Regions from separate parts of the Homo sapiens genome. Here region 1 is linked to region 2. Evidence: chromatin contacts called from ENCODE Hi-C or POLR2A ChIA-PET data. All regions are on one chromosome and are shown on one strand. The core of a region is the stretch at or near the end of the contact, and the rest is flanking DNA. Distances in the headings are between cores, read along the strand shown. Region 1 holds the start of LINC03088 (long intergenic non-protein coding RNA 3088). Region 2 has its middle 42 kb from the start of MAP1LC3B2.

Evidence for each region. A loop is a pair of places that touch in the nucleus more often than their neighbours do. ChIA-PET counts read pairs that join two places held with the same protein, here RNA polymerase II (POLR2A). Pooled maps may share reads with other maps.
Region 1: a loop to region 2 is called in a map of lower lobe of right lung, with 2.8 times the contacts of the local background. The contact joins the promoter of LINC03088 here to the enhancer-like site in region 2. A Hi-C loop is called at or near these places in 4 of 168 maps with a recorded cell type or tissue (PC-9, lower lobe of right lung, ovary and 1 more) and 6 of 50 pooled maps. POLR2A ChIA-PET finds 5 or more read pairs at or near these places in 2 of 52 experiments (A673 and HEK293).

The regions. Positions count from the first base shown.
Region 1 is chr12:116,658,539-116,665,635 of GRCh38, reverse strand. It overlaps LINC03088 (long intergenic non-protein coding RNA 3088), which reads right to left and starts at 4,092. Exons shown (of 2, transcript XR_007063473.1): 1 at 3,390-4,092. It overlaps LOC124903028 (a long non-coding RNA gene), which reads left to right and starts at 2,807. Exons shown (of 3, transcript XR_007063474.1): 1 at 2,807-3,496; 2 at 3,690-3,952; 3 at 6,894-7,097. RefSeq lists enhancers at 2,244-2,868, 6,604-7,097.
Region 2 is chr12:116,597,664-116,605,344 of GRCh38, reverse strand. No RefSeq gene overlaps it. Among named protein-coding and RNA genes, the nearest start is that of MAP1LC3B2, 42 kb to the right of the region's middle. Within about 2 kb of position 5,383, at least 28 of the 41 ENCODE cell types and tissues checked have a DNase peak (open chromatin) inside an H3K27ac peak, as active enhancers do; they include lower lobe of right lung, ovary and thyroid gland, where a contact is called at or near this core.

The DNA.
Region 1 (7,097 bases), core at 2,843-5,342, 62 kb before region 2:
ATTAGCCTTGTTGAGAAGATGTTTCTGAGTGGATCCACTAGACATAACCTCCCCTCCAGGGTCCAAACCATATCTTGTATTTATTTCTCCCATCGCCCCACAGTGCCTGAAATAAGATAGTATTCTAAGGTCATGTACTGACTGAATGGACAAATCCAGTTATTTCACAGGTTACGCTGTTCACCCCAACCCTCATTGTCTGTTCCTTGGGCTTTTATCATAATTTCGTATTTCGCCTTCCCATTCATTCTATGGTCTTCTCAGATGTTTCTGTCCATAACTTCCACATTCTGGCTTGTCAGTTTGATGGGGCTTCTGACATTTGCAGCAGGGAGGCCTGATAGGCTGATTTTTCTGGACTGTGTGAGGTTGAGGTGGCATCGCATTTCTTCATGTTCATATTCTTCAGTGTCATTCACAAGATCTGGCTCTGAGTAGGAACTCAATGTGTGTTGGGTGAATGAGTGAGTGAATGAAAAAGGAGAAACTTTTTTTTTTTTTTTTGGAGACAGTATCTCCCGCCGTCACCTAGGCTGGAGTGCAGGGGCATGATCTTGGCTCACTGCAACCTCCACCTCCCAGGTTCAAGCGATTCTCCTGCCTCAGCCTCCTGAGTAGCTGGGACTACAGGTGTGCACCACCATACCCAGCTAGTTTTTGGATTTTTAGTAGAGATGGGGTTTTATCATCTTGGTCAGGCTGGTCTCAAACTCCTGACCTCAAGTGATCAGCCTGCCTTGGCCTCCCAAAGTGCTGGGATTAGAGGCATGAGCCACCACACCCAGTCAAAAGTTCTTTAACCCTACCTGCCTCTAGCTTTCTAATCCCAGCCAAGATGAATTCTTACTTCAAGCAAAATTGTCGTGGTTCAGCATTTACCTACATTTACTGCCAAATCCTCCCCAAAAGAGAGATCCAGAAGGGTCCCAAAGTCAAATGAGTTTGAAAAATGCTGTATATTCTGGCCAGGCGCAGAAAAAAAAAAAAAAAAGAAAAGAGAAAAAAAAAGCTGTATAGTCTTTCCATATTCAGAGAGTCACTGCACACTCTGGCATTTAAAGTCTCTGAGACATTCCATATTTAGAGACTTACTTCATTTTCTTTAATCCTGAATTTCCAAAACTCATTTGACCATGGAATATTTGCTTCTCAGAACATCTTCCAGAACTAATTTTCCAAGATTTGAAAGCTTAATATATATGCCTTGTATCCTTATTTGTAACATATAACATATAATAACAATGCATGAAGCCTCGGTAGAATTCTTAGCTGGCGGCATTGAATGTATATTTAGGTCATCTCTAAGAATGAATGCTCGATCCATAAAAACATGCATTAGTAATGCAGACATGCACAGAAGTGGACATATTAAAATGACACAGATGTACGCATCAGTGCATTCTCACAGATCCCTGCAATGCAACAGCCACCAGTAGACCTGTCTATGTGCTCATTCATTCATTCAACAAACACCATTCTGGGCACTGGGGATATAGCAGTGAGCAAAGCAGACATAGTACCTGTGAGCAGAAGGGGGCTTACCTTTTCCATGTGGATACAAACAAATAAACTTGATAGAGACCGGGTGCGGTGGCTCACGCCTGTAATCCCAGCACTTTGGGAGGCTGAGGCGGGTGGATCACTTGAGGTCAGGAGTTCGAGACCAGCCTGGCCAACATGGTGAAAACCTGTCTCTACTAAAAATACAAAAGAAATTGGCTGGGCACGATGACGTACGCACTTGTAGTCCCAGCTACTCGGGAGGCTGAGGTGGAAGAATCGCTTGAACTTGGGAGGTAAAGGTTGCAGTGAGCAGAGATTGCGCCACTGCACTCCAGGCTTGGCGACAGAGCAACATTCCGTCTCAATAAATGAGTAAATAAACCGATAGAATTTGGAATTCCAACATATACTAGGAGAAGTGGGTCAACTCTGTGTCCTCATTCTTAAAGGACACTGTTAGGATCTATAATGGTCCTTCCATGCTTACAAATAGATTGCTCTATGAAATAAAATTGTTTCTGTGGAGGCAGGGGCTTGCCACAGATATGATTTTATAGAAACAATGAATTATGGACCTAATCTGTATACATTTTAAAAATTTAAATATACAGCACTCCCATTTTCTAATAAATGTACCTATTCTTTTCTTGGGTGTTGAAATTTCATTTCTAACTGATCTTTAATTCATAGTGAGATAGAACAGTTCAGCTTTAAAGCCCCCTCCTCCACTGTAGGTAGTTACTGACTTTTAAATAAAAGCTGAAATGCGCAAGGGTAGCAGAGCAGGGAGAGGTGGGGAGGGGATCTGTCAGCAACACTGGGTGCTAGGGACCTCTTTCAACAAACTCTTCTCCCCAAACCTGTTTTGTCTGAGAGTGGGAAACATGGGGACTGGCCGGGTGCATGTTGAAAAACCTCCCAGGTGATTCAATTAACATCTCCTTTTCTGGTTAAGAACTTAGAACCCACAGAGAGAAAAAATCATTGAATCGCTCAGGATGATCTCTGTGCAATGCAGACAGAGACATACATTGCCCGCAGGTGTCCACTTTGCAAACAGGACTTTGTTCCTATTGGATTTTCTTAAAGCAGGGCACCTGGGAGAGAGCCAGGGACTCGCAGACACAGCTGCCTAGGTACCAAAGAGGCAGTGCCTGCTGTCTCGTGCCTGGACAGGCCGGGGAGCTTCCTGACCTCTGCCCGCAGCCTGCACGCCCGTCTGAATAGCCTTGGCGGAAGAGGGGGAGGAGGAAGGACGGACAGCTCGTCTGCGTGGAAGGCAGCAAGCGCAGATGTTTTCAGCAGCAGATGGCAGACTCCAGCAGAGCCCTCCACAGCCCTCTTGGCCCCCGCAAGGCAAGGAGAAAGGAGAGGGCGGGGGAGGCTGGCCCAGCTCCTCTGAGCTGGGCCTCCAGCAGCACGCTGTGCGTGTGCCCGCATCGCATTCACATCTGCTCTCCCCCTCCCAAGTATTGATCCCGGGCCCAGAGTCTAGAGGCATCTCGGAGGGCTCAGGCTGGCTGTGGGCTTCCCAGCGCTCCTGAACGATTGCTGCCTGGGGGCTGTGCTGCTGCATTTCTGAACAGCCACGGAGCGGGATACTCTTGAGTTCCACGTGGGCCACTAAGTAGGGGAGGGAGCAACTGTTCACAGGTCTCTGGGCCCTTAAGAACCCCAAACTGAGGCCCCTTCAGACCTGGGAGAGGAAAAAAGAGGCCCAGAAACGTGGCCTGGGCACAGCAGAGGCCCTATCCTTACTCTCAACGAAGGGTGCCATTTCCAGGCAGGTGAAACAATGGCGGGTCGGGGGTGAGTGAAAGGATGGAGAAAAACCGAGGTGGCAGAGAGAAGAGGGAGAGGTAGAGGGGATGGCAGGCAACACCCACCTGGCTCCTGTGCTCACAGCGCAGCACCCCTTACCCGTCAGCCTCTTAGCGAGCTCTGCTGCACCTCAGAATCCTCCTTAACCCAGCTCTTCAGGAAGCCACCGCTGGTGAGTTGGGGTCTGCGCTGAAGAGGGAGAGCTGGTGATATGTTGGTCCTAGCTCTGACTCAGTGGCCTCTGTACCCCGGATAGTCCCTTTCTCCTCTCGGGGCCTTAGTTGTCCCAGCTGGAAAAAATAAACACCACCATCTCCTGGGTATTAATTAGGTCTCTCTTCCTCTTGGGCTGAACTTTGAAAAAGCCAGGAGAAGCCGCAGTGTGTCCTGTTGTGTCCGGAATTGGTGGGCTCTTGGTCTCACTGACTTCAAGAATGAAGCTACGGACCCTCGCGGTGAGTGTTACAGTTCCTGAAGGCGGCCTGTCCGGAGTTTGTTCCTTCTGATGTTCAGATATGTTACAGCCTTCCGGTGGGTTCGTGATCTCGCTGGCTCAGGAGTGAAGCTGCAGACCTTCGCGGTGTTACCGCTCTTAATGCGGCGAGTCTGGAGTTGTTCGTTCCTCCAGGTGGGTTCGTAGTCTTCTCGCCTGACTTCAGGAGTGAAGCTGCAGACCTTCACGGTGTTACAGCTCACAAACGCAGCGTGGACCCAAAAAGCGAAAGAACAAATCTCCCACAGAGCGGAAAAACACCCCAGCCAATTGCTACTGCCAGCTCCGGCAGCCTGCTTTTATTCTCTTGTCTGGCCCTACCCACATCCTGCTGACTGGTCCACTTTACAGAGAGCCAATTGGTCTGTTTTACAGAGAGCTGATTGGTCCGTTTTGACAGGGTGCTGATTGGTGCGTTTACAATCCCTGAGCTAGACGCAAAAGTTCACGTCCCCACTAGATTAGCTAGATACAGAGTGTGGACACAAAGGTTCTCCAAGTCCCCACCAGAGTAACTAGATACAGAGTGTCGATTGGTGCATTCACAAACCCTGAGCTAGACACAGAGTGCTGACTGTTGTGTTTACAAACCTTGAGCTGGATACAGAGTGCCGATTGGTGTATTTACAATCCCTTAGCTAGACATAAAGGTTCTCCAAGTCCCCACCAGACTCAGGAGCCCAGTTGGCTTCACCCAGTGGATCCCGTACTGGGCCGCAGGTGGAGCTGCTTGCCAGTCCTGCGCCGTGTGCCCACACTCCTCAGCCCTTGGGTGGTCGATGGGACTGGGCCCCGTGGAGCAGGGGGCAGCGCTCGTCGGGGAGGCTCGGGCTGCGCAGGAGCCCACGGCCGGGAGGGGAGGCTCAGGCATGGCGGGCTGCAGGTCCCGAGCCCTGCCCCGCGGGGAGGCAGCTAAGGCATGGCGAGTAGTCGAACACAGCAGCTGCTGGCCCAGGTGCTAAGCCCCTCACTGCCCGGGGCTTGCAGGCTGGCCGGCGGCTCCGAGTGCGGGGACTGCCGAGCCCGCGCCCACCCGGAACTCGCGCTGGCCCGCAAGCACCGCGCGCAGCCCAGGTTCCCACCTGCGTCTCTCCCTCCACACCTCCCTGCAAGCTGAGGGAGCCGGCTCCGGCCTTGGCCAGCCCAGAAAGGGGCTCCTACAGTGCAGCGGCGGGCTGAAGGGCTCCTCAAGTGCGGCCAAAGTGGGCGCCAAGGCCGAGGAGGCGCCGAGAGCGAGCAAGGGCTGCAGGGCTGCCAGTACGCTGTCACCTCTCACTGTAAGAGGCAGAAACAGAACCAGGAATTCACTGCTTCCCGGTTATTTCCCAGCCTTAGTGCTGGGAGACTGGGAAACGTGGGAAACTGTCAACACTGAACTGAAAGTGAAGGTGGGGGGTGGGGGTGCCCAGAGTCCTAAGTGATTGGGGAAATGATAGCGGCAATGATAAAAACAAACCCCTGCAGAACGCTTGTGCCGGCCAGCCTGCTCTGAGCACTTAGCACGCTCTAGTTCATGCAGCGATCCTCACGACCACCCTGGAACATAACTTCTGCCATCATTCCTGGTCCAGACACCGCGAAGCTGACTTTCAGCCAGGTTCAGTTGTCCACACAGTTGCTCCTCCTCTGGCTACTCCAGGGCCAGGATTAGACCCCAGGCAACCCGCATTCAAATTCCATACTCCTAACTACTATACTATGCTACAAAAGAAGACAACAAAAAACACTTTTCACCCACCAGACCGACAACAAATGATAGGTTTGATGTTATCAAGCTCTGGTGAGGCTGTGGTGTGGCATTGGCATCTGATTACCTCTGAGAAGGACCAGAGGGCTAGGATTGGAGTAGAGATCAGAGGCACTTTCATCTTATCTGTGTTCGTTTTGTGATTCAGAAAATAGTCATGCATGACTTGGCTTAATAACTCATTGAGAGAGAGAAGCGGTCAGAAAAAGAGAACCAGGCTGGGTGCCATGGCTCACACCTGTAATCCAAAGGAGGTCAAAGCAGGAGGATTGTTTGAGGCCAGGAGTTTGAGATCAGCCAGGACAACAGAGCAAGACCTCATTTCTACAAAAAATAAAAAAATTTAGCCAGGCATGGCGATGCATGCCTGTAGTCCCCTTTACTCAGGAGGCTGAGGACGGAGGATCACTGGAGCCCAGGAGTTTGAGGCTGCAGTGAGCTGTGAGCATGCCACTGCGCTCAAGCCTGGGTGATACAGGGAGACCCTGTCCCTAAAAAAAAAAAAAAAAAAAAGTAAATTACAATGTTAAAAAAGAAAAGAAAAAAGAGAAATAGAGTTCTCAGAATCTAGAACTCTGATAATTCCCTTTGGACATGACCTCTGGGTTGCAGAAACTCTGAGCGCTACATCTTGGGGGAAGTTCATTCTTTTCTTTCTTTTTTTTTTTTTTTTTTTTTTTTGAGATGGAGTCTTGCTCTGCCACCCAGGCTGGAGTGAAATGGTGCAATCTCGGCTTACTGCAACCTCTGCCTCCCGGGTTCAAGCAATTCTCTGCCTCAGCCTCCCAAATAGCTGGGATTACAAGCGCCCGCCACCAGGCCCGGCTAATTTTGTATTTTTAGTAGAGACGAGGTCTCACCATCTTGGCCAGGCTGGTCTTGAACTCCTGACCTTGTGATCCACCTGCCTTGGCCTCCCAAAGTGCTGGGTTTACAGGCGTGAGCCACCGCGCCTGGCTTCATTCTTTTTTTCAGCTCACACGTGTTTCCTGAGGACCCCTCCGTTCCAGGTTCTGTGCTGGGCTCTTTGTTCTCTCCAATTGAAAGGGTGTCTCCACTTTTGTCCCTAGTCTGGGTGCCTCTATGGCAATAAGGTCACGGCAACAGGGAGGAGCCGGTTCACCCCCGGCTCCGATTTGCAATGGGCTGTTCCCCCAGGGCAGCTGCTGCAACAACATTTACTTTGTACAGCGGCCAAGAGAGAGAGTGAGAGAGAAAGAGAGAGAGAGTGTGTGTGAGCCTACCCCATTCCAAAATGTTTCTGACAAAATCTGGCACTCCTGGTTCTAATCAAAATACTGAACTTTGGAACAAATTAACATTCCACAGCCCTCGCAGGGAAGGAGAATTCAGCTGAGACGACTTCAGTTCACAACCACAACAAAAATAGCTTCTCCCGGGGAAGACACATTCTGCTAACAAGGTCACTTTTGTTTTGCTTCCCCTGCCATCTGGTTGAGCGGCACCAGGGGCTGGCTTTGGTACCAGCTTATTCCGCGGAGAGGGGATGGGAGCCGGGTGGCGCTGCAGAAG
Region 2 (7,681 bases), core at 4,134-6,633:
ATTACACTAGTAGCTGTGTTCATCTACTCACCCCTCCTTTCTGGCTACAAAAATGCAACGGTATTACTTGCAACTTATACGTTGCAAAATGCCTTTCCTGCCTCTCCCCCTCCCCTGTATTGCCTCCTCCCCTTCCTCTTCGGGTTGGCGTGTAACCTCAATGATCCAGCCAAATGAGTTATTTGAGATGGAAACGTTAATTTATTTGAGCAGATGGGCGTCAACGCTGCTCGGTAAAAAGGTGGCGGTATGCCGTATTGGCCCAGAGTGGTGCAGATGAAGTCCTGGCTGCCTCGCTGAATCACCGAGTGTGAACAGAATCATATGTTAACGGCACTAAGGGAAATGCCTATTTAAGCCGAGCCCTTCCAGAAAACAAATCATTAGCCCCCGATTTTTGTTTTAAATCTGGATTTTCACATCTCAGGTTTGCTGAGGGTCTGAAAAATCTGAAACTCATTATTTCTCAAAGTGTGGTCCGATGACCGCCCTCCTCGGAGTCACCCAAGGGCTTATTAAAAACACAGATTTGGGGGACCCAACCCCCCTGACCTACAAACTCCCACTCTCAAGGGTGCAGGCTTGGGGGACTCTGCAATGTTAACAAGCTCCCTGCGGAACTGTCACTAACATTGGGCCCCCATCGCTGAAACGGTGCTGTCAAACTGCCCAGGAAAATCCTTCCAAAACAAAATACAACAAAGCAAAAAAAAAAAACAACAACAAAAAAAAACCTTGGAATTTGTCGTGGGATTTTTGTTTATTTGGTTGGTTGTATCTTTCTTTCTACTTCTGTCTACTTTTTCAGATTTTGTGCGAAAGAATGACCCCTCTGGCGATTAGAAATAAGTAAACAAAAAGGATAAAAAAGATAGCACAAAGAGATTATTTGTGCATGAGAAGTAAAAGACAGTTTGGAAATTTCAGGAATTTCCAAGAAAAGGAGGCTTCCTTGTCTCTCTGTCCTTGGCAACTGAACTTGGACTAGCTTCTCCACACTCCCCACCCCTACCTCCCCCTCCCGGACAGCCGCCTTCTCTAAGTGTTACAACCAATTTTCTCTTGAATACATGTAGTGAGGAAGCCTCAATGACTTCCCAAGGGACCTTACTTATAGAGAAGAGGCACCACGGGAAGATTTATGGAACGTCTGTAAAATATGTGTGTAGAAACTCGCGACATTTTGATCGCTACCAAGGAAAAAAAAAAAAACTGGACAGTTTCTTACTAGTCAGTTTCATGAGCATTTTTTATGGGTTTTTTAAATTAATTAATCTTTTCTTCCTTTGTTAGGAATTCTTGGCACAGACACAAGCCCCGGAGAAGGGTAACATTGCCCACGGGCTGTACGTCCAAACTGTCAGGCTTTCAATCCCAAATCTCTGGAGGCAAAAGGCCAGATTTCATGTGCTTCCCATGAAGTGGGGAGAGTCTTGTCAATGTTGGAGAGAAGGGAGTATTATTAGTGGGATTGCCACCGCTGTCTCTAACAGCCTCAGTGCCACTGGCAAGCGCCATATGGTCCCAGACAGCCTCTTCCCTGGGCTGTCTCCACACCCAGAGCCATTTGCAGGATGGGAAAGAGCCCTCAACGTTCGCCACACGGCACCAGGCCCCATTTACCTCCAGCGCCCTGGTCCTATGTGGAAGCATCCATCAGGCATCTGGTTTTTCTCAGCCTCACAGGTTCTAGTCTTCCCCCACCCCCCAACCCCTGCCCCGGGCAGTTTGCTGCTGAAGACAATGAACCAAGTGGAATTTCCCGGCCTAAGAGGGGAACTGGAGCTCGGCATCCTGCTTTTGTTACCAGTTCATCTTGAGCTCCTTCTTGGCCTCAGTTTCTTCATCTGTAAAATAAAAATCCAGAAAAATCTGCTCTAGAGGAATGTGGTGAAGATGAGAGATAATTTGGAAACTGGTAGCTCTCAACCGGGAGCAACTTTGCCCCCTCTCTACTCCTACACCCAAGGGGATATTTGGTGATGTCTGGAGACAGTGCTTGTTGTTACAGCTTAGGGGGAGGGGGTGCTACTGGCATTTTGTGGATAGAGGCCAAGGATGCTGCTAAACATCCTACAGGGCAGCCTCCCAACACCAAGAATCATCCAGCCCAAATACCAATGATGATGGCCAGGAGCAGTGGCTCATGCCTGTAATCCCAGCACTTTGGGAGGCCAAGGTGGGCAGATCACTTGAGGTCAGGAGTTCAGGACCAGCCTGGCCAACATGGCAAAACCCTGTCTCTACAAAAATACAAAAATTAGCTGGTTGTAGTGATGGACACCTGCAATCCCAGCTACTCTGGAGGCTGAGACAGGAGAATTGCTTGAACCCGGGAGGTGGAGGTTGCAGTGAGCCGAGATTGTGCCACTGCACTCCAGTCTGGGCAACAGAACGAGACTCCATCTCAAAAAAGAAAAGAAAAAAAATCAGTGATGCTGAAGTTGAGAAATCCTGATATAAAGTGCCTGGCAAACAGTCGGTGACTTAGGTGATGATAATGAAAAAGGATGTGGGAAAAAGAATGTTGTAAGTGTATTCAATAAACCTTAGCTACAATTAGTAGATCCAAGATCATGGATAGCTGCTTCCCTGAATGCCTCAAAGTATTCTAAGGCTCCAAACAAGCTCAGCTAGACAATGTCATGATTGATTAGTGATGTCTGCCATGGGCACAGCAGGGGGAAGAGGCAATGTGAGTGCAGTGTATTTTCTGACCCTGGACTGTATGATGTCTAGCATCTGTTTCTCCTCTGACATTCTGTGATCCTATTGCTGTGATTCTGTGAGTCTATCTTCAAAGTTCTGGAGTCAGCATTATTTACAGAATATTTAAGCAGCTCAGGCTCCTGCAGGTTTGCTTGGCAGGGCAGGCTGGTGAGCTGAGATCCAGGAAGACAGCGCCCACTCCATGCAAGGTAAAATAGACAGTTGCTGACAGGATGTGATGTGGGTGACATGGAAACTCCCCCACTGACCCCTCAAATCTTCCTCATCTCTCATGAGCTAAATGTTTAACTGTCAGAGTCACTCCATTGGGTTAAAACATCATCTGCAGGAGACCTTTGTTTAAATGCACAATATTACCTGGAAGGGATAAGCATGCAATCCATTCCAATGTGTTAATCCGCTAAACTAGTTGTAGCTCAGCAGAATAGAATTGAGAGGAAATGGGACAAAGGAGAGCGGTATTTTTGAGGGCGAGAGAGGAGGTTGGGGGGCGGGGAAGTATGGATTACAGAGCCAACGTCACTATATTGCACAACTCCAGGAGATGCTATTCACACTGGAACAGGGTGACCAAGTCACCCTGGGACTTCATTGTTTTAAAACTGAAGATCCTATGTCCCAGATGCTCCCTTTGTCTCAGACAAACCAGGAGAGTTGGTCACCCTAACTCTAGGCCGCATGGCACAGGATGAGCTTTGTAGTCCTAGCTGTCAGTTACCCCTCATGGTGTTGCCTGAAGTCTCTTTCTGGATATCTTTCTCCCCTGCTTATGACTCCTCTATGGCTCCCCAGGGCCCACTGAACTGGATTGAAACACCTCTCTACAGTGCCTAAGTTGGCCTGAGTCTTGCTTCCTGATCCACCTCCCTCTAGCTGTGAGTCACCCCAATTAGTCACCATGCCTGAGACCCACCATGCACTTTCCTATGCCCTTTGGGTTGGAAAAAGAGCTTTTCTAGAGAGGAAACCCACTCTTGGAGTGTGCTCAACTTGTGCCAGTAGTGAAGGAGTTAATTTGCCTAGGGTTTGTATTGTCAGACTCACCAGATGTTGCTGCCAGTGAGTTGGGGCTCAGATATGACTACCACTTGGTGTCAGGAGGGACACCATTTGTTCCAGAGAGCCCCAGGCACCCGTTCAGGGAAGGGCAAAGCCACCAGACACATGGAACCACCCTAAAAGAAAATAAAGACTCCCTTCCTTCCTTTACTCTTTATTTTTAAATTTTATTTTTAAAAAAGTATTTTTCTATGTAGAGAGAGATCTCACTATGTTGCCCAGGCTGGTCTAAAACTCCTGGACTCAAGCGATCCTCCCACTTTGTCCTCCCAAGTTCCGGATTACAGGCATGAGCCCACCATGCCCAGCCTACTCTTTAAACTTTTCAAAGCAGCTTCACATACATGCCTCAACAGATCCCCTCCATATCTCTGAGCAACAGGTAAGATGAATGTCGTGCCCATTTGACAGGTGGGAAAACTGAGGTGCCGATCAGAGAGTCTTATCCTCAATAAAGAAAGGTTTCTGGATGGGGAAGAGCAGGCACAGGGGTATTTCATGTCTCATAGCAAGTTGGTGGCTGAAATGGAACTAAGCAAAGTCTTCTGACCTATTTTCTATGAGGTTTTCATTCATTTGTTTTTCAGATATTCATTAAATGCTTATATGTCAGACACTGTGGTCATCTCATAATAATGATTATAGCTAGAGTTGTCTCTACAATCCTACACTTTCTACCTACAAGTCCCATTGCTAAATTATTTACGTGCCCTCTCTCATTTCAATGCGCGACAGCCACCCTTTGAGGTATGATTACTATTACTATCCCCAGACACAAGTAAGGACACTGAGCTTGCCCAAGGTCACTTAGCTCCTGAGCGGGTGCTGGGGTGTAAGGACTTCAAGCCTGTGCTCCTTTACTGCTTTGCTGAGGCTTGTTATCTGCACTGGGGTGGCCTACCCTCTTGAAGCTTACTCTTTTTTTTGAGACAGAGAATCTTGCTCTGTTGACCAGGCTAGAGTGCAGTGGTACACGGCTCACTACCATCTCCACCTCCTGGTTCAAGCGATTCTCCTGCCTCAGCCTCCCGAGTAGCTGGGATTACAGGTGTGCACCACCATGCCTGGCTAATTTTTGTATTTTTAGTAGAGATGGAGTTTTTCCATGTTGGCCAGGCTGGTCTCAAACTCCTGACCTCAGATGATCTGCCCGCCTTGGCCTCCCAAAGTGCTGAAGCTTACATTCTTATAAGGAGATAAATATACCAGTTTTCTGAGGTCTGGCCTTCACCTCTAAGACCCTCCAAGCTATTCCTTCCCAATAAGGAATATTCCAAATAGGAGAGAAAGGATGCAGACGTTGATTAAGCCCCTTCCATGGGCCAGGCACACGCATATCCATTTTCCATACCACCTAGCAAATTGGCTACAGAGGGTACTGAAGAAATCAAGGCTCATTGGGTTGACATGGTTGTTCAAAGCTGGCATACTTGGTTTTCAGGGAGTGGAGACCTGGCCTTGGATGGTGATGCCATCTGACTTGCCTTTTCTGCCAGCCAGCTCTGGCTCTCCTGGAGGACAAGTGACGGGGGAAGAGTTTGCCATGAGTCTTTAGGTCACGTAACTACGGAAGCAGTTCTCTTGAGGCTTGATACGTGATCTTTATACAAACCCTCCTCGGGACAGGAGCCAGAAAGTCACTCTCCCACCCATTTTGGGACAAGGGAGGTGGGGGGAGGACCCAAGACCGGATCCCGGCAGAGTCCCGCTGCCCACGACAGGCAGCAGGTGGCGCCATGGCCCCGGTTTAACAAGGACACCGGGAAGGTGGAAAGGGTGGGTGGGTGGGGCGGGGTGGGGGGCGTGGGGGTTGCGGTTGGACTCCAGAAAGAAAAACTAGTGGAAAACAAGGCTTTAAAAGAAGAACAATTTGTTCCAAAACACTTGCCTTGTAACGGGGTCATCTATAAATTCTGGGATTTCCTGTTGGCCTCGGGGAGGGCAGGCAGGCCGGCCGGCGGGCAGGCCACTGTCTTCTCTGCAGTCTGGAAGAATCATTTCCAGCCCAGCTCACGAGCTCCAGCCTCCCCTGGCCCAGATTGGCTCTGAAATTTCCCAGCTTTCGTGCCCGTAAGCAGGATCCTGTGACAGCAGCGTCTCCTTGAGCGGTGCTCCAGTTTCCACTGGGTTGGGAGGAGGCGTGAGATCATGGTCATTTTTTAAAGGAGAGGCTGTCTTCGTGATCTCCCTGTTCCGTCTCCACCATCGGACTTGTTCCAAAACAATCAAAGACGTGGAAACAATAAAATGAAAGAGATGGAAGTAGCCCTTTTAAAAAGAAGACAGCTGTTCCTGTCAATACGGGGACGGAAAAGAGAAAAAGAGTTGGAAACAAATAATTTTTAAGCCCAGGACTGGCTACTTGGTTAACAGATGTGGCCTGACCTCGCTCTACCCAAATCACTTCATCATGGGCTCTGAGCGGCCAGGCGCGGTGGAGAGGGCAGGGAGCTTTGGAACCAGTCGTTCATGAGCTGTGTGACCTTGAACAAGCCATTTAATATCTTGGAACGTCCGTTTCCTCCTCCAATAAGTGGTGAACAGTAATTAATACCTGCTATGCCAGGAGGTTGTGAGGCTCATGGATGGCCTGTTTCAAAGACTCGTGTGTATCAGCAACGCAATGCAAACAAGGTCACGGTTCTCTCTTGACTGTCGTCCCCGTGCGGCCAACAGGCCATCCTCACGGGCAAAATGACAAGGAACAGCAGAACTCTAAAGGAAAGATTATCTTACAAACTCACGGTGATATCTTTACATGTCTCTGGAGGAAAAGTCACAGTGAAAATATTGCCAATCAGTCATGAAGATGGTTAGGATTATGTTTTCTCTTTACCCAGAGAGCCAAGGCCAGGAGTTTAACTGGGACCACATAAAGGAAGAAGCAGCGGCTTTGAGTCTGGCTTGGTTTGGGGTAAAGACTCCTGGCTCAGTCACAATGCAGTGGTGCCATTGAACGAGATGCGTATCTCCCTGGGTTTCAATTTCCTTATCTGTACAAGGGTGGTGGGCTGGGGGAGGTCAGGAATCATTAACTGAATGCCTATAGAGTCAGACATAAGATAAGGGAGTGAAGTGGGGGATGGGTCCGAGGGCGTGGTTGCCTCTCAGTCCCAGCTGCTCATGGCCTGGAAGGAATTGGGACAGTATTGCCAGATGTTTAAGAAGCCAGGAATCTGGAGTTTTATGAGACATGGTCCAAGCTGTAAAACAATGCAGGTCAGACAAAACAGGTCTGTGGGCTGCATCTGGTTCTCAGACCTCGGTGATTCCAGAACTTCATGGGATTACGTTCAGGAATCCCTGGAGACCCTGCCTCTCTCACTGTTCCATGATGAGACCCAAGTCCTTGCCTATATTCCATGTCCTTACCTCTCTGCCTTCAAAACCCTCTCCAGTGCCACTGATTCAGAGACCTCATTCCTGTCCCCTGCCCTCCATAAACCCAGGCAAAAATTCTTTCTTCTGTGCTCATACAGCACCACATATACACTCATAGAACTTAGGACAATTACCTATTAGCATGAATGTCTAGAGATGGGAGCCTGTATCTTTGTCATCTCCAGCACACTGCCTGGTACATAATAGGTATAAAAGAATGTATGAACCAACCTGAAGGTTTAATTGATTTTCTTGGTTTTAGTTTATTCTCAGTGACAATAGCTTTATTCTTTTCTAATTATATAATTCATGTTCATTGTAAAAACTTTCAAACAACCCAGAAAAAATAACTCTGATAACTTTGTTTTCTGGATGTGCTCAGTGTAAAAAACTTCATTAATACAGAAAAATAAAGGAAGAATTAAGTCACTGAAACTTATCACCATGTGTTTTTTCCTGTGTGTGTGTATGTATGTATATACATTTAAAATGATAAGACCATCTAATATAT